2 separate regions of the Homo sapiens genome follow, and region 2 is linked to region 1. A link is a loop called in an ENCODE intact Hi-C map of the cell type or tissue named here. Cell type or tissue: K562. All regions are shown on one strand. Each heading gives the region's core, and the rest is flanking DNA. Links, peaks and the distances in the headings are about the cores only. Region 1 overlaps ATP8B1 (ATPase phospholipid transporting 8B1). Region 2 has its middle 57 kb from the start of ATP8B1.

The links. Hi-C counts contacts between places; a loop is a spot of excess contacts. Peaks named below come from ENCODE experiments on the same cell type or tissue, not always from the same donor. Only the 100,000 strongest peaks of a DNase experiment are listed, where the experiment ranks them.
Region 2: a loop joins it to region 1, with 2.1 times the contacts of the local background. A loop is called at or near these places in 3 of 110 quality-filtered maps.

The regions. Positions count from the first base shown.
Region 1 is chr18:57,774,795-57,780,168 of GRCh38, reverse strand. All of the region lies in intron 1 of ATP8B1 (ATPase phospholipid transporting 8B1), which reads left to right. LOC124904310 (a long non-coding RNA gene) reads right to left here. Exons shown (of 2, transcript XR_007066388.1): 2 at 1-3,745. Among named protein-coding and RNA genes, the nearest start is that of ATP8B1, 26 kb to the left of the region's middle. RefSeq lists an enhancer at 3,145-4,344. In K562, for the core only: no CTCF peak of the experiment used is centred there; a DNase peak (open chromatin) is centred at 3,258.
Region 2 is chr18:57,857,421-57,862,794 of GRCh38, reverse strand. No RefSeq gene overlaps it. Among named protein-coding and RNA genes, the nearest start is that of ATP8B1, 57 kb to the right of the region's middle. In K562, for the core only: a CTCF peak has its summit at 3,324; a DNase peak (open chromatin) is centred at 3,314.

The sequences.
Region 1 (5,374 bases), core at 227-5,226:
TAAACATTCCTCTACATTTATTGACATCTTCCAAAACAATTTTACACAGACAGACAAATTTGTGAAATTTGAGATTCATAATAAATCTGTTATGAGAATTAGAAATGTGGGCTTCAAGGCCAGTTGGTTTATTCAGCATCTAAGCTCTAACATTTATATGCCGTGGTGATTTATAACAGGTTTAGCCAAAAGAGACTGTTTAATATTATAACTGTTAATTTACCTATGTTATTTTTGTTATTTTTTCTTTCTTTCTCTTTTTTTTTTTTTTGAGACGGAGTTTTGCTCTTATTTCCCAGGCTGGAGTGCAGTGGGAAATCTCGGCTCACTGCAACCTCTGTCTTCCAGTTTTCAAGCAATTCTGCCTCAGCCTCCCAAGTCACTGGGATTACAGGCACCCGCCACCACGCCCAGCTAATTTTTTTGTGTTTTTAGTAGAGACGGGGTTTCACCATGTTGGTTGGGCTGGTCTCGAAGTGCTGACCTCGTGACCTACCCGCCTCGGCCTCCCAAAGTGCTGGGATTACAGGCGTGAGCCGCCATGCCCGCCCCTATTTTTTCTTTCATTACACAAGTTAAGAATGGATAATTATACTAAAAATAAGGTAGAAATACCATGTTCGGTGTTGCTAAAATTAAAAAGTGAACATTAGGCTATACCTGATACCAACTTTGGATTTCAAAGGTTAATTTTACATTTTATTTTTGCCCCTTCTGGGAGCCTTTCAGCTCTGCCTGTGAGTGCTCCTAATTCTCTGCCTCTCTCAATGCTGGTTTGAGTGAAGTAATTTCTCTCTGCTGCTACACTTCTTTCTTCTTCTCCTTCTCCTTCTTCTTCTTCCTTTTTTTTTTCTGAGGGAGGGTATCACTCTGTCGCCCAGGCTGGAGTGCAGTGGTGCAGTAACAGCTCACTGTAGCCTCGACCTCCCAGGCTCAAGCAATCCTCTCACTTCAGCCTCCCGAGTAGCTGGGACCACAAGCACATGCCCAGCTAATTTTTGCATTTTTTGTAGAGATGGGGTTTTGCTATGTTGCCTGGGCTGGTCTCGAACTCCTGGGCTCAAACAATCTGCCCACCTCAGCCTCCCAAAGTTCTGGAATTACAAGTGTGAGCCATTACACCCAGCCCTGCTAAACTTCTTATGCTTGGTCCATAAAAGCCTTCTTAAGCTACTTTTGGCCAAATTTGGAACCTTTCTAAAATATCTCAGGATTCTTGTGAAGTGTAATTTGTGATTTCTTCTGTTTCTGGGAAATCCTCTCCCTTGAGCAGGGGTTAGACCTGGTGATGCCCTTCTAGTGAATAAAATATGGCCACAGTGATGGGATGTCACTTCTGAGGCTGGGGCACAGAAACACCCCACTTCCCTCTTGCTGATGCTCTCTCATGCTCTCACTTACTGTAAGAGAAGCCAGCTGCCCCATGGAGAGACATTCATGGCAAAGAACTGGAGCTGGCCTCTGGCCAACAGCCCAAGAGGATGGAATCCTGCCAACAGCCCTGTGAGTGAGCTTGGAGGTGGATCATCCCCAGGCCGACCTTTAGGTGACTGCAGCTCTGGCTCACACCTTGACTGCAGCCTTGGGAGGAGACCCTGAGCCATACCCAGATTCTTGATCCATTGAAACTGAGATTATAGGCCGGGCGCGGTGGCTCATGCCTGTAATCCCAGCACTTTGGGAGGGCGAGGCGGGCGGATCACGAGGTCAGGAGCTCAAGACCATCCTGGCTAACATGGTGAAACCCCGTCTCTATTAAAAAAAAAATACAAAAAATTAGCCGGGCGTAGCGGCGGGCGCCTGTAGTCCCAGCTGCTCCCGAGACTGAGGCAGGAGAATGGCGTGAACCTGGAAGGCGGAGCTTGCAGTGAGCCGAGATCGCACCACTGCACTCCAGCCTGGGCGACAGAGCGAGACTCCGTCTCAAAAAAAAAAAAAAAGAAAAAGAAAAAGAAACTGAGATTATAAATACTTGTGGTTCAAACTGCTAAATTTGGGGGTATTTTGTTAGGCAGCAACAGATAACTAATACAAGGGCAAAGATTTAAGGTACAATTAAAGTTGCCGCTTGCATGTGGGGAGCTCACTATCTGGTAAATGCTTCTGTTGTTGACCATCACTGGAAAGTCAAGATGTGATACCATCATGTTTGTTATTTCCTGATAAAGGGCTCCCACAGTTTCCAAGCTTCAGTTTTGTTCCACCTATTATTTGTTTTTTCATTTAATTTTTGGAATAAGTAATACATGCAAATGGTACAACCTTCGAAAGGTACAAAAGGGTATTAAGTGTCAGCCTTGGCCAGATAAGGTGGCTCACGCCTGTAATCCCAGAACTTTGGGAAGCCAAGGTAGGAGGATCGCTTGAGCCCAGAAGTTCGAAACCAGCTTGGCCAACACGGCAAAACCCTGTCTGTACAAAAACTACAAAAAATTAGCTGGGCATGGTGGCACATGCCTGTAATCCCAGCTACTTGAGAAGCCGAGGTGGGAGGATCACTTCAGCCTGGGAGGCGGAGGTTGCAGTGAGCCGAGATCCCACCGGTGCACTCCAGCTTGGGCAACAGAGTGAGACCCTGTCTCAAAATAAATAAATAAATAAAAAATAAAGTGTCAGTTTTCCTGCCTCCTTTTAACCCAGTTACCCAACTCTCCTACCCAAAGGCACGGGCCATCACCAGTTTATTGGTTATCTTTTTAGAAATCATCTTTGTGTTTACAAACATATATATTCATGTTTCTTTTTTCCCCTGGAACAAATGACAGTGGAATTTGACTTTCAATGGCCTGTCTCAGGAAGATGGTAGATATATAACAGATTGAAATCTTACATAGTTTCTGCATTGGATTCCTGCATTGGATTCCAGCTTTCAATAGATAAGAAATTAGCCTGGCTAGGCACTGTGGCTCACACCTGTAATTCCAGCACTTTCAGATGCTGAGCCGGGCAGATTGCTTGAACCCAAAAGTTCAAGACTAGCCTGGGAAACATAGCGAAATCCCATCTCTACAAAAAATGTAAAAATCAGCTGGGTGTGGTGGCACATGCCTATAGTCCCAGCTACATGGGAGGCTGAGGTGGGAGGAATCACTTGAGCCCAAGAGGTCAAGGCTGCAGTGAGCTGTGATCACACCACCGTACTCCAGCCTGGGCGACAGTGATACCCTATTTAAAAAAAAAAAAAAAAGCCTGAGAAAACAGTTGGAAAGGAAGATAACAGATTGCATAACGATCGGCCTGGAGTAGGACTTAGAGAAGCCATCTGGAGTATTGAAGACATCCAGATGAACTGCTTTTGAAGAAGCTTCCACAGTGGAGTATCTTGTTGACCTTTGAGGGAAGGGGGGTGAAAATAACATATTAGGAAATGTCCTAGACAGTTGTTCCAGCCTTTTCTCCTATTATTTTCTAGCCAACTTCTCCCAAAGAAGGCTTCACATTGTGAAAAATAATTGCTTTTTTCTTTCTTTTTTTTTTTTTTTAGTGACTTGGTTCCAGTCACTTTTAAGGATCTAAGGTGACTCTGAGTTAGACAGGAAATGAGTCCTGAGAACAGATATGAGGAGGAAAGAAAAGGGCTTGCTGTTTTATTTCCCCTCCTTTCTCTCACCTCAGTGGGCAGATCTGGGTGACTGTGGTTGATTGTGTGGGTGGGCTCCCACCCTCCAAAACAAGTCACTCTTTCCCTGCCTGGCCCTGAGACCTCCGTCACTTGTCTTAACCTCTTCATGTCTCTGTTTCTTTCCTGCAAGGTGAAGGTCATTAAACGAGATAATTAAAATTACTTTCAAGAGTGGTAGAAGCCTAATTCACGTGAACTCACATGAATGCGAGGTGGTACTATTACAGTCATTACCTTTAAAATTATAGCAGCATGCCCAACAAGACACAGTGGAGGCAAAGGGTCGTTGGACAGAACTCAGCTGAATGCCAATGTTAGTTTTGTTTCCTTAACGTGTAGTATCGGTTCCAAATGGAATTGAATCATCAAGTATGCTTACCTGGTTTATTATGCCAAGTAACAAGATTGGCCAATCCTTCTTATTTATTGTTCAGAAACTATAGAAGAAAGCAGCCAACAAATGATGATGGTTTTTCAGTGACTCATGCCTCCTTTGATTAGAATCCAATGTAGCCTACTCCTTATCCTGGCATCATTACTAGATATTGCCTTTTATTTTGACTAATGGAGCACATGAATGGATAGATTTTAAAGAAATGCCTAGGCTGGGCGCAGCAGCTCACGCCTGTAATCCCAGCACTTTGGGAGGCCAAGGCAGGCGGATCACCTGAGGTCGGGAGTTTGAGACCAGCCTGATCAATATGGAGAAACGCCGTCTCTACTAAAAATGCAAAATTAGCCGGGTGTGGTGGCACATGTCTGTAATCTCAGCTACTTGGGAGGCTGAGGCAGGAGAATTGCTTGAACCCAGGAGGTGGAGGTTGCAGTGAGCTGAGAATGCACCATTGCACTCCAGCCTGGGCAACAAGAGCGAAACTCCATTTCAAAAAAAAAAAAAAAAAAACATGGCCAGTTGTTTCACTGCTCTCTGACAGAATCCTGACAGAATCTCTTGCTCTAGGTAGAACAACCAATTTTTTATTTTAGGCTACTCATCTGTGACCTTGATAATATGGAGTTAGAATTCCTTCCTCCTTTCTATTTCTTTCCGCACTCCCTGTCTCCTTCTTTCTCTTTCCTCCCTTCTCCCTTCCTCCCTCTCTTCCTTCTTCTGTCTTTCCTTCTCCTTTTCCCTCCATTCCGCCCCTCTCCTTCCTCCTTCCCTCCTCCTTTCTTTTTCTTTCTTTCGTCTCTCTCCCCCTCCTTCCTTCTCTTTCTCTTTTCTTTTTTTGAGACAGGGTCTCCATCTGTCACCCAGGCTGGACTGCAATGACATGATCATTGCTCACTGCAGCCTTGACCCCTGGGCTCAAGCAATCCTCCCGACTCAGCTTTTCAAGTAGCTGGGACTACAGGCACATGCCACCACGCCCAACTACTATTTTTGTACTTTTTGTAGAGACGGGGTTTCACCATGTTGCCCAAGCTGGTCTCGAACTCTCCAGGCTCAAGCAGTGCACCCCTCTTGGCCTCCCAAAGTGTTGGGATTACAGGCATGAGCCACCACACCTGACCTCTGTCTCTCCTTCCTTCTCTTTCTCATCTCCTCTGTGCCAGGCTCTGTCCTGGGTGTTCATCATACAACAAAGAGAAAAGAGACAAGATTCCTGCCCCTATGGAGTTGGCATTCTTGTGTGGAGAAGAGAATAAACACACTAATATGTGGTATTAACATTTATCACACGTTGATGATATATGCAAGGAAAAATAAATAAGCATGAAGGGCAAAAGAGGTGAGGGCTTACTATTTTG
Region 2 (5,374 bases), core at 316-5,315, 83 kb before region 1:
CCACAAGGCACATGTCCCTTCTCAAACACATCCTGGAGGGTTATCACGTCCTGTTTGCCCTTACATGTAAAGCCCAGGGATACCTACATTCCTCTGTGCAGCACAATGATGGGAATAGCAATGGCTATAGTTCTTTTTTCTAAGGCATCTAGTGTGGACATCAGAGCCTCCAGGTGCTCATCAGCATTTTTCTAAGAATTACTTCTTGTGTGTCTGTTCTACTGAAAGGAAGCAAAACATAAATATTAAGAAAATAATGGGCCAGGTGCAGTGGCCCATGCCTGTAATCCCAGCACTTTGGGAGGCTGAGGCAGGCGGATCACTGGAGATCAGGAGTTCAACAACAGCCTGACCAACATGGTGAAACCCCGTCTCTACTAAAAATACAAAAATTAGCTGGGCATGGTGACAAGCACCTGTAATCCCAGCTACTTGGGAGGCTGAGGCAGGAGATTCGCTTAAACCTGGGAGGCAGAAGTTGCAGTGAGCCAAGATCGCACCATTGCACTCCAGCCTGGGTGACAAAAGCGAACCTCTGTCTCAAAAAAAAAAAAAGAAGAAGAAAATAATGGCCGGGTGCAGTGGCTCATGCCTGTAATCCCAGCACTTTGGGAGGCTGAGGCAGGCAGATCACTTGAGCTCTGGAGTTTCAGACCAGCCTGGACCACATGGTGAAACCCCTGTTTCTAAAAAGACAAAAAGAAAAAAAATTAGCCAGGCATGATGGTGCACACCAGTAGACCCAGCTACTTGGGAGGCTGAGGTGGGAGGATCACTTGAACCTGGAAGGTTGAGAATGCAGTGAGCTGAGATCACACCACTGCACTCCAGGCTGGGTGATAGAGTAAGACTGCATTAAAAAAAAAAAAAAAAAAAAAAGGAAAGAGAAAATAAAAAATAATAATGTACAATTTTTTCAATGTCAGATATTGCTTTAAAAAACATTGAGGGAACCTTATCTTCCTACCTTCTACACCCATTCATTCATTTGAATACTATGTAATATTCATTAAGACTTACTTTGGAGGCCAGGCGCAGTGGCTCACACCTGTAATCCCAGCACTCTGGGAGGCCAAGGTGGGTGGATCACGAGGTCAGGAGATCAAGACCATCCTGGCTAACATGGAGAAACCCCACCTCTACAAAAAATACAAAATTAGCCAGGCATGGTGGTGCATGCCTGTAATCCCAGCTACTCGGGAGGCTGAGGCAGGAGAATTGCTTGAACCTGGGAGGCAGAGGTTGCAGTGAGCCAAGATCATGCCATTGCACTCCAGCCTGGGCAATAGAGCGAGATTCCATCTCAAAAAAAAAAAAAAAAAGACTCACTTTGGGCTGGGTGCAGTGGTTCACACCTGTAATCCCAGCACTTTGGGAGGCCAAGGTGAGTGGATCACTTGAAGTCAGGAGTTCGAGAACAATCTGGCCAGCATGGCAAAACCCCATCTCTACTACAAATACAAAAATTAGCTGGGTGTTGTGGTGCATGCCTGTAATCCCAGCTACTCAGGAGGCTGAGGAGAGAGAATCGCTTGAGCCCAGGGGGTGGAGCCTGGGGGGCAGAGGGAGCTGAGATCACGCCACTGCACTCCAGCCTGGGTGATAGAGTGAGACCCTGAAAAAAAAAATTACTTTGATCCAGAATCTGTGCTGGAAATGTGAATATGATGAACAGACAAGGTACCGTGCCTCTTTGTTCCTCAAGAGTCTATGAAAAAACCAAACCATTGCATAAAAGTGACAAGCTCTATGATGCAGAGACTGCGACTAAAGGCAGATTTTTGAGAAAGAGTTATAGAAACCTCAGGAGAAAGACTAAGGAGAAAATTATGTGTATGTTAAGAACTGAAGGAAGACTTAGCATTAGCTGGGAGAAAAGATTTCCAGGTAGGTATGAAAGCCAGTGCAGAGATTTGGGTGTGGAAGATACAGGAGAGAGCTCAGTACAGTTGGAGTGGAGAAAACGAAGTGAGGGACGAAGTTGGAGCCATAAATAGAGGCCAGGTCTTCAGGAGCTTTGCTGCCATGTTAAATTGGAACATTATCCTGAGGCATTAGAGAGCCTCTGTGGGGTATTAAGTAGGCAAAAAATCTGCTATAAAGTCATATATTTGGGTTGGTGGGAAGAGGACAGCTTCTTGTATTCATCCAGATTTGGGGATTTTCAAAGCTGGTAAAATGGAAGAAGGGGAAAGGGAGCTGAGGGTATTGAAAAAGAGAGTGGTTGAAATGATAGTTCATGGAGTCTAAAGTGGGTAAGGAAAGAAATCAAGAGTGGAGCAGAGCAAAACCGAAAACAGTTCTGTCGAGAGGAACCAAGGGCAAGAATTTCAAAATCAGAAACCTGTCATTAGAGACTGGGATGTTCAAGATTTCCAAGGTACAATTTCAGATGAGAATAAAGTTTAAGTGTGGCCATGGATGTGGTAGACTAAAATGGAGAGGACAAGAAGGTCATAAAGTAGAGGCGTTCAAAACATGGAGAATGCAAGGTGTGGGATGTACCTGCCATGTGAAAGCTGAAGTCACCCGGAAGAGAACAGGAGCTGAAATTGAAGAGGAAACTTTGAGACAGGTGGTAAAATATTTGATGCATGAAAATGGATACCTGGGAGGTGGTTAGATAGCAGAAAGAGAAGAGAGAGAAAGGCATAGCCAAATGATGTAGACCTCAAAGGAGCTGATGACTTTATACAAGGACAGAAAACAAGTGGTCTGGAGATGTCAGAGGATTCCAAGATCTGACTCTGAGGCACTGAATATAGGAAAATATGCAAACTTGACCAGAGAAGACTACTGGAGTTGCAGGACATACCAAGAGGATTCAAGAAAGTAAAAGAGTATTTAGAGTGGATGGGGTGGAGCGTGGAGGGATGGGAGATGGGGCTAGAGAAAGGGAAAAACAGTGAAATATTGGGATGTAGAGTAGGCACTTAATAGTTTTCCCACTCACACAGAAACTCTCCTGAAACCTCTCCCCATGTTCTGATGCACAAGGTCACAGAGCAGATCTCCAACCACCAAGATGATATTTCAGGGACATCTCCCTGGTCATAGCTGGTTGGACCAGAGGTAGACACCTGAACTTATGTGGACCAAGCAGATTCTTTTCTGAGAATTAGGAATTCAGTCAGTCATTAAATGTTTTGGGGCTGAAACATGTGACCCCAGGTGCTACAGTTAGCTACCTTGTAGGCTGCCTACTATGTGGACTGAGAAGCAAAGACAGCTGGTTTGCCAATAAGGAAGACTGAAGCAGATGCTCATCAATGAGCAGGAGAAACTGATGCTGTGCTGTACATCTGAAGTTCATCTGACACACCACAAGGGGCTCTGCTCCACACAGTTATTCAGGTACCCAGGCTAACAGAGGCTTCCAAAGTCACCCTGGGCATCCACTTGGAGCCAGATGGGGAAGAGTAAAGAAGACACTTCTTAACCACCTCACTTCAAATTCTGTTACCCCTACCTAGGGAGAAACAGGTTTGGGAAATGCAAGACCTATTGCTGCTATACCCCAAAAAGAGCTCTTCTTAATGGAAAAGGAAGCAGGAGTCATTAGTGGTTGTCTTAGAATACTCAAGACTGGGTAATTTACTTTTAAAAGAAATTTGTGTCTCACAGTTTTGGAAGCTGGTAAGTCCAAGACTGTGGTACTGGCATCTGAAGAGTCGTCCCTTGGCAGGGCAGAAGATGGAAGGGTGAGAAAGGGTGAGAGTGAGAGAGGAAGAGTGTGAGAGAGACAGAAAGGAAAAGGGGGCCAAACACCCACAATAATGGCATTAATCCACCATGAGGGCTCCACCCTCATGACCCAATCACCTCGAGAAAGCCCCACCTTTTAACATTACCACAGTGGCAATGAAGTTTGCAACACTCCATCTTCCAGGGGATACTTTCAAACCAAAGCACTTGCCATCTACCTGGACTCTGTATTAGCTATCATGAAAGCCAAGTGAAGAAAGCAGTTCAGGAAACAGGCAGTGATCCAATGGTTGAAATGCTCTTGACTTGCCAATAAAATGAAGACTGAAGATTGCCTAGTGGATTTGACAAGGGCGATTTTGGTGGAGTTTTGGGTCAGATGTCTGAGTGAAGCAGGTTCAAGAGAGATAAAAGGAGAGGAAGTCAAGACAAAGCATAACAAGTCTTTGGGGAGAGTTTTGATATAAAGGACAACAGAAAAATGAGACACAGCTGGAGCAGAATATAGGGTTAAGAGAGGATTTTTTTTTAACCGAGGATCAAAGAAAGGGAAAATTAATAATTAATGATTCAGGGGGAAAAAAAGAGGGAAATTTCAGGACAAAGCCTAAGTTTCAGCTCCTTTGACCATAAGAGGAGCTCACAGTTCTTTCAAGCTCCATAATTGTCTTAGTCAATTCAGGCTACTATAACAAAGTACTATAAACAGGGTGGTTGATAAACAGCAGACATTTATTTCTCATAGTTTTGGAGTCTGGAAGTTCAACATCAAGGTGCCAGCGTGACTGGGTTCTGATGAGTGCTCTTCTGGGTAACAGACTGCAGTCTTTTCATTATATCTTCATATGGTAGAGAGAAAGCAAGAGAGTTCTCTGGGATCCCTTTTATAATAAGGGCACTAATACTATTCATGAGGGGTCTACCCTCATGAACTAATCACCTCCCAAAGGCCCCATCTCCTAATCTTATCACCTTAGGGGGAAGGATTTCAACATATGAATTTGGGGGCAGGCTGGCCATGGTGGTCTGTAATCCCAGCACTTTGGGAGGCTGAGGCAAGCGGATCGCCTGAGATCAGGAGTTTGAGAGCAGCCTGGCCAACATGGTAAAACCCCATCTCTACTAAAAATACAAAATTAGCTGGGCACGGTGGCAGGTGCCTGTAATCCCAGCTACTAGGAAGGCTGAGGCATGAGAATTGCTTGAACTCAGGAGGCAGAGGTTGCAGTGAGCCAAGGTCATGCCACTGCACTCCGGCCTGGGCAATAGAGTGAGACACTGTCAAAAAAAGAAAGAAAGAAAGAAGGAAGGAAGGAAGTTTCATGCACGTCCGTGTGAAGAGACCACCAAACAGGCTTCGTGTGAGCAACAAGGCTGTTTATTTCACCTGGGTGCAGGTGGGCTGAGTCCGCGAAGGGAGATAGGGGTGGGGCCATTTTATAGGATTTGGGTAGGTAAAGGAAAATTACAGTCAAAGGGGGTTGTTCTCTGGCGGGCAGGGGTGGGGGTCACAAGGTGCTCAGTAGGGGAGCTTTTGAGCCAGGATGAGCCAGGAGAAGGACTTTCACAAGATAATGTCATCAGTTAAGGCAGGAACAGGCCATTTTCACTTCTTTTGTGGTGGAATGTCATCAGTTAAGGCAGGAACCGGCTATCTGGATGTGTATGT